2 separate regions of the Homo sapiens genome follow, and region 1 is linked to region 2. The links are chromatin loops, found by intact Hi-C in ENCODE. Cell type or tissue: heart left ventricle. All regions are shown on one strand.

Region 1 (8,000 bases), 55 kb before region 2:
ACCTGCTTAGGAGAAGGAATTGCTGGGCACAACGGCACCATCTATCATCCGGCTGGCACTGGTTAAGGCTTACGTGTGTGGGGCTTTGTGCCAGCAGCTTCACACCCTTAGCTCATTGACTCCTCATGTAGCCCCATTTTATAGGTAAGAAAACTGAGGCTTTGAGAGGGAGAGAGACTTGCTCATCGATCATAAACAAGATTAACTGACAGACTGAGAAAATCCTGAAGGTCTACATGCTTCTCAGGTCTTGCCCCGTTCCATCTTCTTGAGGCCAGGGTGAGAAAATCCTTGGCCTAGGATGTAGCCCACGCGGAACACTCACAAATGGTAGTGGAGTTAAAGATCTGAGTTGAGGCCAGGCGCGGTGGCTCACGCCTGTAATCCCAGCACTTTGGGAGGCCGAGGCAGGTGGATTACCTGAGGTCAGGAGTTCGAGACCAGCCTGGCCAACACGGCAAAACCCTGTCTTAACTAAAAATACAAAAATTAGCCAGGCATGGTGGTGCATGTCTGTAATCCCAGGTACATGGAAAGCTGAGGCAGGAGAATCGCTTGAACCTGGGAGGCGGAGGTTGCGGTGAGTTGAGATCGCGCCAATTGCACTTCAGCCTGGGAGAAACTCCGTCTCAAAAAAAAAAGATCCTAGTTGGGTGTGGGGGCGTCTTGAGCCAGCAATGCAGCTGCACATCCCACCAGGGTGCCGGAAGAGCTTGCTCTGGGGGAGCCCACACCCCACCTTTCAGCTCAGCTCTGCCTCCACCGTGCCTGCAAATCTAGGTGCTCCCCAGAGTGCACAGGGTCAAGGGAGGGCAGGGGTTTACAGAAGTAAATCCAACTCCTCCTGGAGGAAAGGGAGAGAAGGAGCCTTGTGCATCCCAGGACCCTGTGACCCTGTGATCACTCCTTTGCGGCTGAATCTCCCAGGCTCTAAGTGCCTCTGGGGGGTTATGAATTTCTTGTCTGCTTGTTTGTTTCAGCAGGGGTGGGCAGGGGGCAGAAAAACCTTATGTTCTTTTTATTATGCTCCTCATTTTACAGATAGAGAAACTGAGGCCCAGGGAGGTTAAAGCCACTTCCCACAGCAAGGGCTGATGATAGATCCAGGACTCAAGTGCAGCTGGGGCGGGCGCTGGGAGGACTGGGCACTGAGGCCCCAGGTGAGCCTGTATTAAGGAGGCTGAGGGTGGGGCTGGATGGGAAAGTGGTGGTGCGGACGGGGTTGGGGGGTGGGCGCTTCTCCCCCCAGGCCACCCAGGTCTCAGAAGGACAGAGGGGGCAAGACAGTGATTCTTGGAGAGATGGATTTAGTCTAGGGGGTCCCAGATAGTGAGAAAGAGAGAACCAGGCAGGGGCCCGGGCCCACGTGCAAGGGACAGTGTGAGAAGGAAACACACACACACACATCCCACCACAGACTTTTTCTGGTTTTGACACCCAACTCAGAGAAGGTCTTTTTACATTCAGATTTCTGAAAATGTCGTTAGAAACAATAATGACGATGGCAAGCCTTCCCTGAGACCTCACAGCATTTCAGGAAACTCGCTGAAAGGCTTTGCCTGGACTCCCTCATGGAGCCCTCACAGCTGCCCTGTGAGGTGGGTGCCATTACTGTCCTCTTATTATAGATTGGGAAACGGAGGCTCCGAGGTGCCAGAGCTTGCAAACCGATGGAGGTTGGCCAGACTTCATGAGCCACACTCTGAATATTCCCTTTGAGGCACAAACAACAGAATCAAGAAGGAGGCCACGCGCGGAGGCTCACACCTGTCATCCCAGCACTTTGGGAGCCGAGGTGGGTGGATCACTTGAGGCCAGGAGTTTGAGGCCAGCCTGGCCAACATGGCGAAATCCCATCTCTCCTAAAAATACAAAAATTATCTGGCTGTGCTGGTGCACACCTGTAGTCCCAGCTACTTGGGAGGCTGAGGCCGGATAATCGCTTGAACCTGGGAGGTGAAGGGTGCAGTGAGCCGAGATCACACCACTACACATCAGCCTGGGTTAACAAAGCAAGACTCTGTCTCAAAAAAAAAAAAGAAAAAAAAGAAAGAAAGAGAGAGAGAGAGAAAGAAAAAGAGAGAAAGAAAGAAAGAAAGAAAGAAAGAAGGAAAGAAAGAAAGAAAAGAAAGAAAGAAGAAAGAAAGAAAAGGAAAAGAAAAGAAAAGGGAGGGAGGGAGGGAGGGAGGAAGGAAGGAAGGAAGGAAGGAAGGAAGGAAGGAAGGAAGGAAGGAATCAAGAAGGAAAGCCCTGCCTGCCTTGCCACAAAGCTCTAGGCCTCCCACCCTCCTCCCTGCTGAGTCAGGTGCCCACTGTGGACTCGAGGCTTTGGGTTCCGCCAAGATGGCCAGATAGGGACTTCTATGCTGGTTTCCCTGACGCCATTTCCCTCCCAGCCCTGGCTTTCCAGAGCCCTAAACTGCCTTTCCCTATGAAAGGGGATAGAGCTTCCCACAGCCACCCGTGCCTCTCTGTGACTATCAGAACAGGGGCCCCACTGACACCAATAATGATGCCTGCTGTATGAGGCCAGCCTGTTCTCTGCAGCCCTGAGGTCAGAGGACAAAACGAGACACAACCTATGTGCCCATCCTCTGGGGATTGGATAACCACATACAGGTACATGTGCACAATGGAATACTACGCAGCCAGGAAAAATAATGAGGTGCAATAAATTGCCAAACAGGACATATAATATTGACTGGCATTTTTAGGGAAGCGTGGTGGCTTCCACCTGTAATCCCAGCACTTTGGGAGGCCAAGGTGGTAGAACCACTTGCACCCAGGAGTTTGACACCAGCCTGGGCAACATAGTGAGACTCTATATCTAGAAGAAATAAAAAATTCGCCGGGTTTGGTGGCCTGTGCCTGTAGTCCCAGCTGCTCGGGAGGCTGAGGTGGGAGGATGGCTTGAGCTGTGATCATGCAACTGCACTCCAGCCTGGGCAAGAGAGCAAGACCCTATCTCACACAAAAAAAAGTTTCTATAAGTATCTGTATTGACAGAAAAACTCCAACCCTGAATGTGCTAATTACCCTGATTTGACCAATACACATTGTATATGTGTACTAAAATATTACACTGCATCCCATAAATATGTACAATTATTATGTGCCAATTAAAAATAATAATACAAGCCAAAAAATAGGACGCTGCACTAGAGGCTGAGGTTACGTGGATGAATAAGGCACGTGGAAAAAACAACAACAACAACAACAACAACCTCACTTCAGGCAAAAGTAGGAGGCTTCCTCAACACAGCCCGGGGTTCTTTCCTCCGCTCCTGCTGTCTCGCTTCCTCCTTGGCATGGGCGCTACACGGTGTCTCGGCGCCACTCCCCTAAGTTAGGAACAAGCGAATTCCGAGATGAACGGTGCAGTCCTGGCCTCGAGGGGCCCTACGGAGTGGGGCAGGTGGGCACATAAATAAAAAACATCATCACCTGAATGGCGTGAACCCGGGAGGCAGAGCTTGCAGTGAGCCGAGATCGCGCCACTGCACTCCAGCCTGGGCGACAGAGCGAGACTCCGTCTCAAAACAAACAAACAAACAAACAAACCATCATCACAATGACCGGGGGTGGGGGCTTCTCCAAGTGCTTGATGCTCTGCCAAGGAATTCACTGGCATTAACTCGGGGACCCCTGACCATAAGTGAGTTTTCTCATTTTACCAGTGAGGGAACCGAGTCTCAGTTAGTGCCCTGGGGAGCAGATTCCGTCTTGCCCTGGGGGTCTGGGCCTCAACTCCGGAGCCTTTTCCGGGAGAGAATCCTCTAGCCGCTGAGCTAGCGGCTAATCACCCCCCAAAAGCAACAGAGACAAAAGGCAAGGAAAGGGGTTGCACAGAGGGTGGAGGCAGGACAGGTCCCGGTGGCTGAGCCGCCTCCCCCCACCTCGTGCCTAACCACGCACAAGTGGATTTGGTCCTGGAAGCACACACCCCCTCCGGAGGTGCCATGGGCTCCATCTGAAGGTCAGAGAGGGGACAGTGGCCAAGGCCATCTGGAAAGTGCCGCGGCAAGGGTTCAAACCCTGTCGGCCTGATTGCAAAGGCCCTGTCGCCCAGCGTGGGACCCAGCAACCGGCGCTGTCCAGAGACCCCGGTCCTTGGCCCCTGCACAGGCTTGGCACGGAACACGTGCTGGATACGCAGTCAGCCTCCTTCCTTGTCCTCCTTCCGCCATCATGTGACCTTGGTCCCACCGTTCTCTGTTTCCAGGCCTCAGTTTCCCCATCTGCAGAGAGAGGGGGTTGTCCTAGGGGTGCCCTGGCTCCCCTGGAAGCCTCCAGTACCTTAGATTTCCACTGGGGAAGCCAGGAAGGGCAGGTAGGGCCCCCTGGGGCTGGAGCAAATTTGGGGTTCAGGGCTGTTTTCTGGGGTGAAAGCTTGGAGCCCGAGGAGAGCCCCGCGGACGGCCCCAAATTCCCCAAGCCAGCAGCCCCGCTTAACCTTCCCCCCTCTGCCACCCAGAGCCCCGCTGGACCAGACTCGGGCCCCCACCCCGGAATCGCCCGACACCCCTGACTCTGGCGGGGGGAGGCCCCCACCGGGCCGGCCGGAGCCCCCAGCGCCTTGAAAAGCCTCTGGCCTCCCCCTCCCCGCCAACGCCCGACCCGCGAGCTGCGCAGGGAACGAGGGGGAGCGCCGGCGAGCGCGCAGCGAGAGTGGGGGAGAAATGCAAATGCGTTTTATCCTCCTTTCTTTTAAATGCTGAAACCAGCCTTGACAGCCTCTGAAAATAAATGGCACCGACTCGCTGGGATTTCAAATTCCGTGATTAAGGGCTGAAGCAAATACTTTTTCCCTCCCTCCCCCGCCGCCCTCCCTCCGTGGGCTGATAGAGCGGCGGCGGGCCGGGGACAGCTTTTTGCGAGCCTGCCAGGAGCTCTGATACGCAGCCTCCCGCCCGGCTGCGCGGCGGCTCGGCTCCGGGCTGTTTATCACGAGCGCTCACGCCGGCAGCCGCGAAAGCAGCTTTAAATCCCCTGCCCGGCCTCGGCGCCCCCTCCTCCCGCCGGCACGCACGCCGCGGTCAGGCACGCGCGCGCGCGCACACACACACACACTCACACGCACAACATAAGGCACACGCATGCACGTGTGCACCTAACGCACACCGCACGATGCACACACGCACGCGTGCACACACCCTCAGAAAAACATGCATGTTATGGGAGCACGCATACGTGTGCACACTGGCACATATGCACACACGTGAACACCCGGCCCTGGTGAGCGTCTGCCTGTTCTCCAATGAAAGGAGGAAGCCAGGGAAGGCTGCAAAGTTGGGGGGATGAGAGGAAGGAGAGGAGGGGGCCAGGAAGAGAGAGGCTTTTCTGGGTTCACAGTTTGCAGGGGCTGCCTGAAGGCAGCCTAGCGTGGGGGGCGGCTCTGAGGCACCCGCCAGCTGTGTCCTCCCTCGTTCCTCCCCACAGGGCTCAGTGCACTCCTCACACCCACTACAGTGACTCCGAGCTGCCTCAGTCTCCCTCCTTCCTTTCCGGCTCAGTACTCTGCGGGGAGCGGGGGGCGGGGTCGGGGTGGAAACACAGCTCCGAGTTATTATGCCTTTTTAGGGCTTGGATTCCCCATCTGGGAGACCTCCAGGCAAGACGCCCCGCCCCTCCTTGAACCTCACCTGTGAGGAGCCCACTCAACCAGGGTCACGCAGCTAGAAAGAGGGACGGTCAGGATCCTCGCTCTGAGGGGTTTGGGGGGAAGGAGTAGGACCCAACAACCTTCCTCTGATTCTGAAAGAACCACCTCTGCTCAGACAACCCTCTGAGTGTCCCCTCTCTCCCCCATGCTGGGCTCCCTCTGCTGTCTAGCGGCAGCTGACAGATGGGTGATAACAGGTACACCCAAGTACCTGCTAGAGGTGGCTCCACTCCCCGGACAGTCAAGCTCAACTCATGGAGCTCCGACAGCGGGCGAGAGGTGAGGAAGCAAGGCCTCGCGGTGCCTGCTGGCCGCGTTACACAAACTGCCCAGCAAAGGGGAAGGTGGGCAACGTCTGGAGAGGCACGGATGGAGACCTTCAGACACACACGTCGAGGTTCAGCAGCGCTGGGGCAGGGGGGCGGGGGTGAGGGGACATGGGCCATAGGAATGCCGTGGTCTCCCGCCAGCTCTGCAAACACGGGGTACCCCCACCATCACTTCCCCTCCATATGCACCCTGAAACCTGCACCTGCCCAGAGGTAGCCGCCTGCAGGAGACAGGCAGGGCAGGCTGGAGTTTGCAGAAAGTCACAGGGATAACGATGACGCTGGTTCTGTTTGCCTGGCTCGGTTCTGCTCTGGACATGCAGGCCTCGAGGAGTCCTCACTGTGACCACACCCACTTTACAGGTGAGAAAAAAGTGAGGCTCAGAGAGGGAAAGTGACTGGCCCAAGATCTCCTAGCTGGGAAGAGATGGAGTGAGGATTCAATCCCCCTGCCGTTTACCCCATTCTGTCTCCAAAAGGCTGAGCTGTGGCAGGAGCCCCATTTGTTCTTTATGTGAAAATGATGAGGCTGGACTGTATGTAAGTGCTGATATGTAACTGCTTTGGCCTGTCAGAATGCCAGTGTTGTGCAGCCCAACCCAGGAGCAGCACTCTCTGCACAGCGGTTCAGTTCAGCTGTTTCAGTTCCGAGGCTGACTCCGACGGCGGGGTTGCCAGATTGAACAAATAAAAATACAGGACACCCAGGCCAGGCGCAGTGGCTCACACCTGCAATCCCAGCACTCTGGGAGGCCGAGGCGGGCGGATCACGAAGTTAAGAGATCAAGCCCATCCTGGCTGACACGGTGAAACCTCATCTCTACTAAAAATAGAAAAATTAGCTGGGCGTGGTGGCACGCACCTGTAATCCCAGCCACTCGGGATGCTGAGGCAGGAGAATCACTTGAACCCGGGAGGCAGAGGTTACAATGAGCTGAGATGGCGCCACTGCACTCCAGCCTGGGTGACAGCGGGAGACTCCATCTCCAAAAAAAAAAAAAAAACCAAAACCAAAACAAAACAAAACAAAAAAACAGGACACCCAGTTAAATGTGCATTTCTAATAAACAACCAGTGACATTTTAGTTGAAGTACGATATGTCCCATGCAAATACTTACAGCACAAACTCATTCATGGTGTATCTGAAACTCACATTTAATTGGGTGTCCTCTATTTTATCCGGCAACTCTATCTGGGGGTCTTCCTTTGAAGACAGACTTCGAAACCGGGTGCTTTTGGATCCAGAAACCCAACGACAGGTGGGAAGCAACACTGTTATCACTGAAATCAGGCCTAGTCCAGAGAGATGAAGGAGCCCAGGCTTGGGGGCTGAACCAGGCTCCCCCTATTCCTGCTTAAGTAACTGAGCACTGAAGACCACAGTAAGTCATGGGAGCCCGTGATTCCACACACAGACTTGAGGGTGGGATGAAATGAATCAGCCCATGATGGACAGCTGGGAGATGCTGGGGTGGGTGGGAGATGCCACGGACTCTGAAGGTTGCCACCATTAGAACACAGCTGAGACTTTCCAGTAAACTGTGCAGTCTCTCAAACATGCATTCCAGCCCCCTTCCCACTGGCCTTCTTCTATCATAGAATGCAGAAAATTAAAATACTCAATTTCCCAGCTTCCTTTGCAGCTGGTGGTGAGCATGGGACCCAGCTCTGGCCAATGAGATGAAGGCAGATGATCCCGAGGATAGTTTCCCTTCCTGAATTAAAAGGCAAAGATTCCAAGAAAAATATACTTGCCTGGAATGTGGACGTGATGGCTGGAGGTGGAGCAGGCATCTTATGACTATGAGGACAAAAGCCAGACACCAAGGTGGCAAGGAGGAAGCCAAGGATACCTGGATCTTTGGGAACTCTTGTATCAAGGCTGCCACAACCCCAGACCACCTCCCTCAACACATTCCACACACAGAAAGAAACTTTTCATTTGTTTAAACCATGCTTGGTGGAGTTTTCTGTTGTCTGTAGACTAATGCAAATTCTGGCAGATTCA
Region 2 (8,000 bases):
GTCAGGTGTGGTGGTGCACGCCTATAATCCCAGCTACTTGGGAGGCTGAGGCATGAGAATCGCTTGAACCTGGGAGGCGGATGTTGCAGTGAGCTGAGATCGTGCCATTGCATTCCAGCCTGGCTGACAGAGCAAGACTCTGTCTCAAAAAAAAAAAAAAAACAGATGTGGTGCCGCGAGTTCTCAGGTAGTTTCTTCCCACAACCCCATAGGCCATGGTGCTTCCCCTATAGCACCTTGGAAGGGATTAGAAAAGGGCACCGCCTCATGTGCAGAATGCAGCCTGTGCCAGGGCCCTCAGCCTGGCAAGTGGAGGACTGGCTGCATTGCAGCTCCACTTGTGCAGTGAGCAACCTACACGACTGTCCATGTTGGGTCCTGGAGCCCCCATCTTTTCTTCTCAGGCTCTGTTATTCCTCAATGGATGGAGTTTTGACAAGCAGTCCCCAGGGAGTAGGGATGAAGTGGGCTGTGCATTAAACCAGACTAGCCTGGCCGGGGCTTCTTGCTAATGGCAGCAAATGCACTTGGTGCTGAGGCTGCAGGCCGGTGCTTTGGGGGACCGGTGCTTAATGGCTTGTCTGCCAGGGAAGAAGAAGGATGGCCGGACAGCCAGACGCATAGCCAGGATCAGATGGATGGAGGGAGCAGGAGGACTTACCCCAGCCTGGAAATCCCCCTCCCTCTGGGAGGTGGGGGTGGAGAGTGAGGGGATGTGCAGGAAGGACGCTGCCAGGGAGACTGGCTCTGCCTGAGCCTGTCCCATGGCACATTTTGTCTGCTCATTAATGGTGAAGGTTGTCATTCCTCCGGAGGGGTGGGTTTCAGGTGGGCCCAGCCACAGCCTGCTCTGCCCCAGGGAGCTGGGGATGAAAATCAGGATCCCAGCTTTTTTTTTTTTTTTTGACGGAGTTCCACTTTTGTCGCCGAGGCTGAAGTGCAATGGCGCAATCTCAGCTCACTGCAACCTCTTCCTCCCAGGTTCAAGTGATTCTCCTGCCTCAGCCTCCCGAGTAGCTGGGATTACAGGCATCTGCCACCACGTCTGGCTAATTTTTATATTTTTGGTAGAGAAGGGGTTTTGCCATGTTGGCCAGGCTGGTCTCGAACTCCTGACCTCAGGTGATCCACCCGCCTTGGCTTCCCAAAGTTCTGGGATTACAGATGTGAGACACCACGCCTGGCCAGGATCCCAGCTGTTACATCCTAAGTGCCTGCTGGGTGCCTGGCACTGTGCCGAGGGCTCTATTGAAGTGGCAATAATGACAAAGCCTCCAATAACAATAATATAAACAAATCCTGGAGTGCATTTGGGGGCTGGGCCTATCCCTCCTAATAAATCCGGAGGCTCGTGTGCCTTTGTTCCACAGGTCCTGCTTTCCTGAGGCCACACAGCCTGGTGCTCCAGCCTAGCCCCATCTGCCTTTGACTTTCATGCACACGGCCCTACGGTCACTTCAGCCTCTTCAACCCCATCGCTTAACACTTCTGAGCTCCAAGTTTCATAAAGGTGAAAGGGGACTTTGCTTTTGCATATGTAAAGGAGGAGACACCAACTCAGGTTAGGCCTTGCCTCTTCCAGGAAGTCTTCTCTGACCCTCCCCAGAGTGGATGAGCGCACCTCTGAGAAACAGATTTCCTCACTTATCCTCAGGAGCAAATGAATCCATCTTGTGCCTGATGGTGCAGTGTTGAGGACAGACTCTCTGGGACCCCAGCAGTCACTGCACCACCCTGAATGGGCCCAGCTGATACTGTTAGGAAGGCAAAGGGACGGGAACTGCAGAGAAGCCAAGACAGAGCCCCAACAGCATCATGAGCCTCTGGATCAAACCATGCCTGAAACCCACTATCACCTCTGCATCATTTCCTTACATGAGCCCATTATTTCCTATCTTGGTTGGATTTTCTGTCTGTTGTAACACAGAGTTTAAACTGATACAGGAATTCACCAAACTGTGAAATGTGGCGATTTCAGGAGGGCATATAATGAGGGAACTTTCATTCTCCAATGCACATGTTTTATATCGTCTGTGGTTTTACAGTACGCATATAGCAAAATCAATGTCAGTGCTTCTGTCTTGAGAAAACCAGTGGACCATGAGCCTGCGGCTTGAAGAATCGGGTGGGTGATGGCGTCAGTAACTGAGGAGCAGTGAACTTGGGGGAAAGATGGCAGCTTTGATACAGGGGCATGGGAGATCTGGATGGAGCCACTACATTGGGTCCTTTCGGGGGCTGGTGCCCAGGAGGGAGTATGTGGGGTGAGGGAGAGTCAATGTCGGTGCCGGGTGGCAGGGTTGAGGAAGGTCGCACCATGGTCCCTGGCCAAGGCCTTACTCATTGGAGAAGTACACATTGCTTCTTTTCCCAGGACACTCCCTTTTGGGGCTGTCACCGTGCCTCAAGTACCCTCCTTGTTGGAACTGATGTCCAAGGCTACATGTGAGTGGTAGAGCCCATCAAGCTGCAAATTTCTTGGAAGTGGCCTTCCAGCCACCTCCCATTAGCACAGGAGGCAGGGACCTCTCTGATGGGGTTGACAAGCTGATTCCTCAAGCCTGAATCCATGCTGCAAGGACGGGTGTAAATGACAGTGGCGACATGCTTCTGTCTGAGGCTTTTCACTGCTTGGAATGACATCCCACCGCGCTCTGCTTCATCCTCTGAGGGCCCTGAGATGCAGGCCAGGCAGCCTTCTGCCTCAGTTTCACAGAGAAAAAAGTTCAGGCACAGAGAGGCCTAGCAACTTGCACATAATCACACAGCCAGACAGAACTGGCCAGAATTTGAACCCAGCTCTCCAGCCTTCAGACCTGGCCCTCTTTCTATTTCCACCGGATGGTCCTCACAGCAGGGATTGGGGCAGGGAATCGTACCAAGTGAAAGTCAGCCATTGAGGACTGCGGGTGGGTGGAAGGTGAAGAGGCTCCCTGGAGAGAGTGGAGGGACCCCAGGCGAGGGAAGCGTCTGTATAATCCCCACAACTGCCCTGGCCCAACGCATGTCCTTTGCTCTGCCCTAAGTGCCTGGTCCTGTGCTCTGTATTGGTCATCACCTTGAACCCTCAAACATCTTATTCTGAGCCCATCTTACAGCCAAGAAAATGGATGCTCAGAGAGGTTAAGGAATTTGCCTAAGGTCAATTAGTGAGGAATAGAGGTCTCTGGCCTGTTGGAGCCCAGAGCTCGTGCAAAGGCCCTGAGGTAGGGCCCAGGAACAGGGTGTGTAAAAGAACTGTAAGGAGTGGGTGGGGAGGAGGGGAGAAGCTGCGGAGGTCCCTCTCGGTCCCATCCAAACCTCACTTGCTCAAGCAAAAGTTTCAGGGTGTCGCTTCCTGTTCAGTGGAGCAAGGCCCCGTCCATACTGGCCTCGGTTTCCTTGGGATGGGGGAAAGGGGTGGCAGAAAGCGCCCCCTACCCTACCCTACCCCCAGTCCAAGTCAGAAGAAGTAGCTGCAGCTTCCGGGAAGGTTGTCTGGAGACCCAGAAAGAGAGAGAAGTGGGTGGGGACGAGGGGCACCGGTAATGAACGCGGTCTTCTGCCCGCAGCGACGCAGACTGGGCTGTAATCCGGGCCTCCTGGGCCAGCAGGGCCTGGCGGGCCTTCCCCAGCGCAGGTTCCCATGTTCATTTAGGCCCCGCGACGCCCGGCGGGACGCCCTTCCCTTTAGGGACAGGGGCGCGGGGCGGGGTCGCCGGTCGCGCGCGGGCACACGGGCACGCACACACGCGCGCGCACAGACGCTCCCGGAGCCGTCAGAGGAGGCGAAAGGAACCAAGAAGTGAAAGTGAGCAACCTCTAGTGAAAGAAATAGACATGCACAGACAGCTCGGAAACTGACGCGGTGCCAGCGAGCCGGCCTTCCCGGGCGCGCCCGGGTGCGCAGGCAGCGCGTTCCCCAAGCTGGGCGCGCGCTCGGCGGCCACCGAGGAGGGCCTGCCACTCGCTCGCGTCCCCCCAGTTCCTTTTCCTGCTTCTTGCTGCCTCCGCCTCTCAAGCAGCCGGGAGGTCCCCGCGCGAGGCCCCCAGCGGGCGCCCCAGGATCCATCGGGTCCCCCACGATCCTTCACGCCCTGGACCCCGGCAAAGCGCGGCTGGGCCCAGCCTTGAACCCTGGCGGCCGAGGGTCAGAGAGCTCTGGCGTTTGAGTCCTTTCGCCCACCAGGCCCGGGCTACCTGCAGAGTGGAGGCCTTTGCCCTCCCCCGCCTCCCCCGCCACCCGTCTGCACGGACTGTCCCTGCGCTGCGGCTCCCGGGAGCGCCCAGGCCCTGCAGTGGTCACTGCACAGATGACTTTGGCAATAGCCATCTCTTGGAGAAGGAACTTCCAAGTGACAGTCCTGAGAGGCCAACGGCCAGTCGGCTGATGTGAGCAGCGCCTGGCAGCCTCAGAAGGGCTCACCCTGCCCGCCTCCCTGCCCCCACCCTCCCTGCACTAAACCAGCTTTTCCAGCTCTGCAGCCTGGTCAGGTTTCTGGCAGGTGTGGGTTGTTTTCTGCCCCTGGAGCTTGGGTGGGAAAAGAGAGAGGTCTGAGAAGCTGGGTGCCCACCTAGTGCTCTGCCATGCCTGCATCCCCACTCCAGAGGCCCCCCAGGGACTCTCAGTGTGGAAACAGACCCCAACTTAACAGAAAAGGCTGGGATGCCTGTTGGCTGATGAAGTCAGGCCTTTTGGACAGATATCAAGCAGAAGCCATGACTAGTGATAAGGCTCCCCTTCCCTCTGGGTTTCGAGAGCCACAGTTTCGAGAGCTTGGTGGGCAGTAAACAGCCCCAAAGCTTCTCAACAGACACAGAAGGGTGTGGCTTCTTCCCATTGGGAAGCTATTGGTGGGAGGGTTGCCAGACCCTTCCCAGATCTTGTTTCAGCTGGGTGAGCCTGGGGACACTTGGCCACACAGGGTGTCCCCAACTAAGCTAGGATGCAAAAAGAAAATGCCTTGTCCCAGTCATAGCCCAGTGGGAGACAGAGGGGTAAACAATCAAAATGGGGTGTGAGGACAGCTCTGAAGGAGGCCTGAGCCAGGGGGTGTCCCCTGGAGGCACCAGGAGAAGCAGGGAGGGTGCTCTCAGCAAAGGCAGCCACATGGGAGTCTGGGGGGTGCCCAGGAAGCTGCAGACCCCAGAGGCCCCACAGAGCTCTGCAGACTGCCCAGTTGCAGAAAGCCTAGACCCACCATCAAAATCAAAATAGGGGCCGGGCGCCATGGCTCACGCCTGCAACCCCAGCACTTGGGAGGCCAAAGCAGGTGGATCTCTTGAGGTCAGGAGTTTGAAACCAACCTAACCAACATGGTGAAACCCTGTCTCTACTGAAAATACAAAAATTAGCTGGGTGTGGTGGCACACACCTGTAATCTCAGCTATTTAGGAAGCTGAGGCAGGAGAATTCCTTGAACCCAGGAGGCAGAGGCTGCAGTGAGCCGAGATCGCACCACCGCATTCCAGCCTGGGCAACAGAGAAAGACTCCATCTCAAAAAAAAAAAAAAAAAAAAAGACAAAAAAAAAAACCAAAGTGGGGAGCCCTCGGGGACTTGTGCCTCCTTTAATGCTAAAGATGGACAGACTAGGGGTCTGAGAGGTGGTGCCACCTGCCCAAGGTCACCCCACTGGCTAGTTTGGGCTGGGCCCTGGCACACAGTAGGTGCTTACTAATGGGCTGTGAGGACTGGAATCCGGGGAGCCAGAGAGAGGGCCACCGCCCTTCCGCCCCTACCATCCCACAGATCTTTACTGAGAGCCTTCCACTGCGCTGGGAGCTCAGCCACATGCGGAAGACACGAAGAGCCAGGTAAACAGATGGGAGCGCATGGGGAGTAAGGCCCTCCCGGAGGAGGGAGCCCGGGGACAGAGTACCCCAGGCCTATGCAAAGGCCCTGAGGGACAGAACGTGCTGTGTGGCTGAGCAGAGGAGCAGAGGCCAGGAGGGGCATGCAGGCTGCAGAGGGGAATTTGGGTTTGATTTCAAGTGCATGCCTCACACAGGACTGGCGTGGAGAGGGCAGGGGGAGCTGCCATGGGGAACCCAGGCCTGGCTGCAGCAGGCTGGAGAAGCGGCTCTAGGAGGAGCCTTTGCTCTTCAAGCGCCTGCACCTTTCTCGTTTCCCACCTCCACCCATTATCCAGAAACACAATGGCCCAGAGAAGGGGTTGATCTTCTGGCTCCCCCAGGGGCTTTCCCAGCCCCTCCTGAAGTCCCCTGGACGCAGCAAGGCTGAGCCTCATCACCCTCATTTGCCACCACCAGAGGAGGGTCATCGCCATCATCACCGCCGTCACTAGTGTCCCGGCAGTAGCATTTCTTGAGCGCTCGCTCTGTGCCAGGTGCTGGCCCAAGCCCTTCGTGTGCATCCTTTTGACAAAGCAGTGCTGTGAGCACAGGGCTCTTAACCCCATTTTACAGATGAGGAGACTGAGAGAGGCAGGCATCCAGACAAGATTGCATGCTTGACGCCTCCTCCAGGCAGATGCAGGCTCCAGGAGCTTGAGCATAGCCATGGTATGTGGCTGGTATGTCAGGTGGAGCTGGAGTCTTTTGTGGGGACTGTTGCTGGAGGTGGGAGGGGCAGGGACTGGGATTGGAGAATGCAGAAAGCAGAAAGGGACCAGATGAGGTGGCTCAATGCCTGTCATCCCAGTACTTTGGGAGGTCGAGGCCAGAGGATCAGTTGAGCCCAGGAGTTTGAGACCAACCTGGGCAACAGGGTGAAACCCCATCTCTACAAATAATAAAAAATTATTCAGAAATGTTTGGTTTTTTGTTTTGTTTTGTTTTGTTTTTGTTGTTGTTTTTTTCGAGACAGAGTCTCACTCTGTCACCCAGGCTGGAGTGCAGTTGTGCAATCTCGGCTCACTGCAACCTCCACCTCCCTGATTCAAGTGATTCTCCTGCCTCGGCCTCCCGAGTAGCTGGGACTACAGGCACCCACCACCATGCCCAGCTAATTTTTGTATTTTTAGTAGAGATGGGGTTTCACCATGTTGGCCAGGCTGGTCTCAAACTCCTGACCTCCAGTGATCTGCTCACCTCAGCCTCCCAAAGTGCTGGGATTACAGGTGTGAGCCACCATGCCTGGCCCAGGATTTTCTTTCTGTCCTTGGCGCTGTTTGCGTGATCTTGAGGGCCTCTTTGGAATCTCAGGGATGCCCTTCCACAGACGTATATAGCCCAGAGACTGATCAGTGGACCATCTTGGCATCCATGCCAATTGGCAGGAGTAGCCATGGTGTGACTGCACTGCACAGAAAAATAATAGTTCTTGGAGGCCTTTGTTATAATAGTTATCTCAGGGATTCCATTCTTGCTTTTGATCTGGATGAAAACAAATGGAAGAAAGATGAGTGCCCTCGGATGCCCTGCAAGCTGGATGCAACCTGCATTTTCTGGACCATGTACAGGGCAAAGTCAGATGCTGTAACTAATGATATCCTTCTCCCCGCCGCCCCCCGCCCCCGCCAAAAAAAGCAAAGTATTTGTTTGTGATAAAGTAGTTAATTAAAAAAAATAAAGAAAAAAATTAACTGGATGTGATGGCGCACAGCTGTGGTCCTAGCTACTTGGGAGGCTGAGGCAGGAGCATGGCTTGAGCCCAGGAGGTTGAGGTTGCAGTGAGCCGTGATCGTGTCACTGCTCTCAGCCTGCATGACAGAGTGAGACCCTGTCTCAAAAAATACAAGGCAGAAAGGTAGGCTGCAGGATGCAGGTCAGGGGGAGAGCAAAACGTGAGAGAAAGATATGTTAACTCCTTGCACACAGAGTGTGCACAGGTAAACATATACATGCACACGCTGGCATATAAAAATGCATGCACCTTGGCATGGACATGTGAACGCACACCTGCACACACAAGCAAGCACTGTATGCATGTGCGTGCACACACAAACACACACACATGGATTCACATGAATGCAACACACCACGTGTGTGCCTAGGGGTACACACATGCTGCACGTGCACGTGGACACCAACGCAGTACACGCACACTGAACCCCAAAG

What was found. Peaks named below come from ENCODE experiments on the same cell type or tissue, not always from the same donor. Only the 100,000 strongest peaks of a DNase experiment are listed, where the experiment ranks them.
Region 1: it touches region 2 in a loop (4-fold over the local background); 4 of 110 quality-filtered maps call a loop at or near these places.

Annotation. Positions count from the first base shown.
Region 1 is chr9:129,434,104-129,442,103 of GRCh38, reverse strand. LOC105376291 (a long non-coding RNA gene) reads right to left here and starts at 4,958. Exons shown (of 3, transcript NR_188645.1): 1 at 3,445-4,958; 2 at 3,225-3,341. RefSeq lists enhancers at 4,570-5,214, 5,215-5,859. In heart left ventricle, a CTCF peak has its summit at 3,995 (motif pointing left); a DNase peak (open chromatin) is centred at 4,893; H3K4me3 peaks cover 1,944 bases; H3K27ac peaks cover 1,211 bases.
Region 2 is chr9:129,379,562-129,387,561 of GRCh38, reverse strand. No RefSeq gene overlaps it. Among named protein-coding and RNA genes, the nearest start is that of LINC01503, 47 kb to the right of the region's middle. RefSeq lists silencers at 3,616-3,735, 3,886-4,105. In heart left ventricle, a CTCF peak has its summit at 3,796; DNase peaks (open chromatin) are centred at 3,791 and 4,261; H3K4me3 peaks cover 1,689 bases; H3K27ac peaks cover 2,177 bases.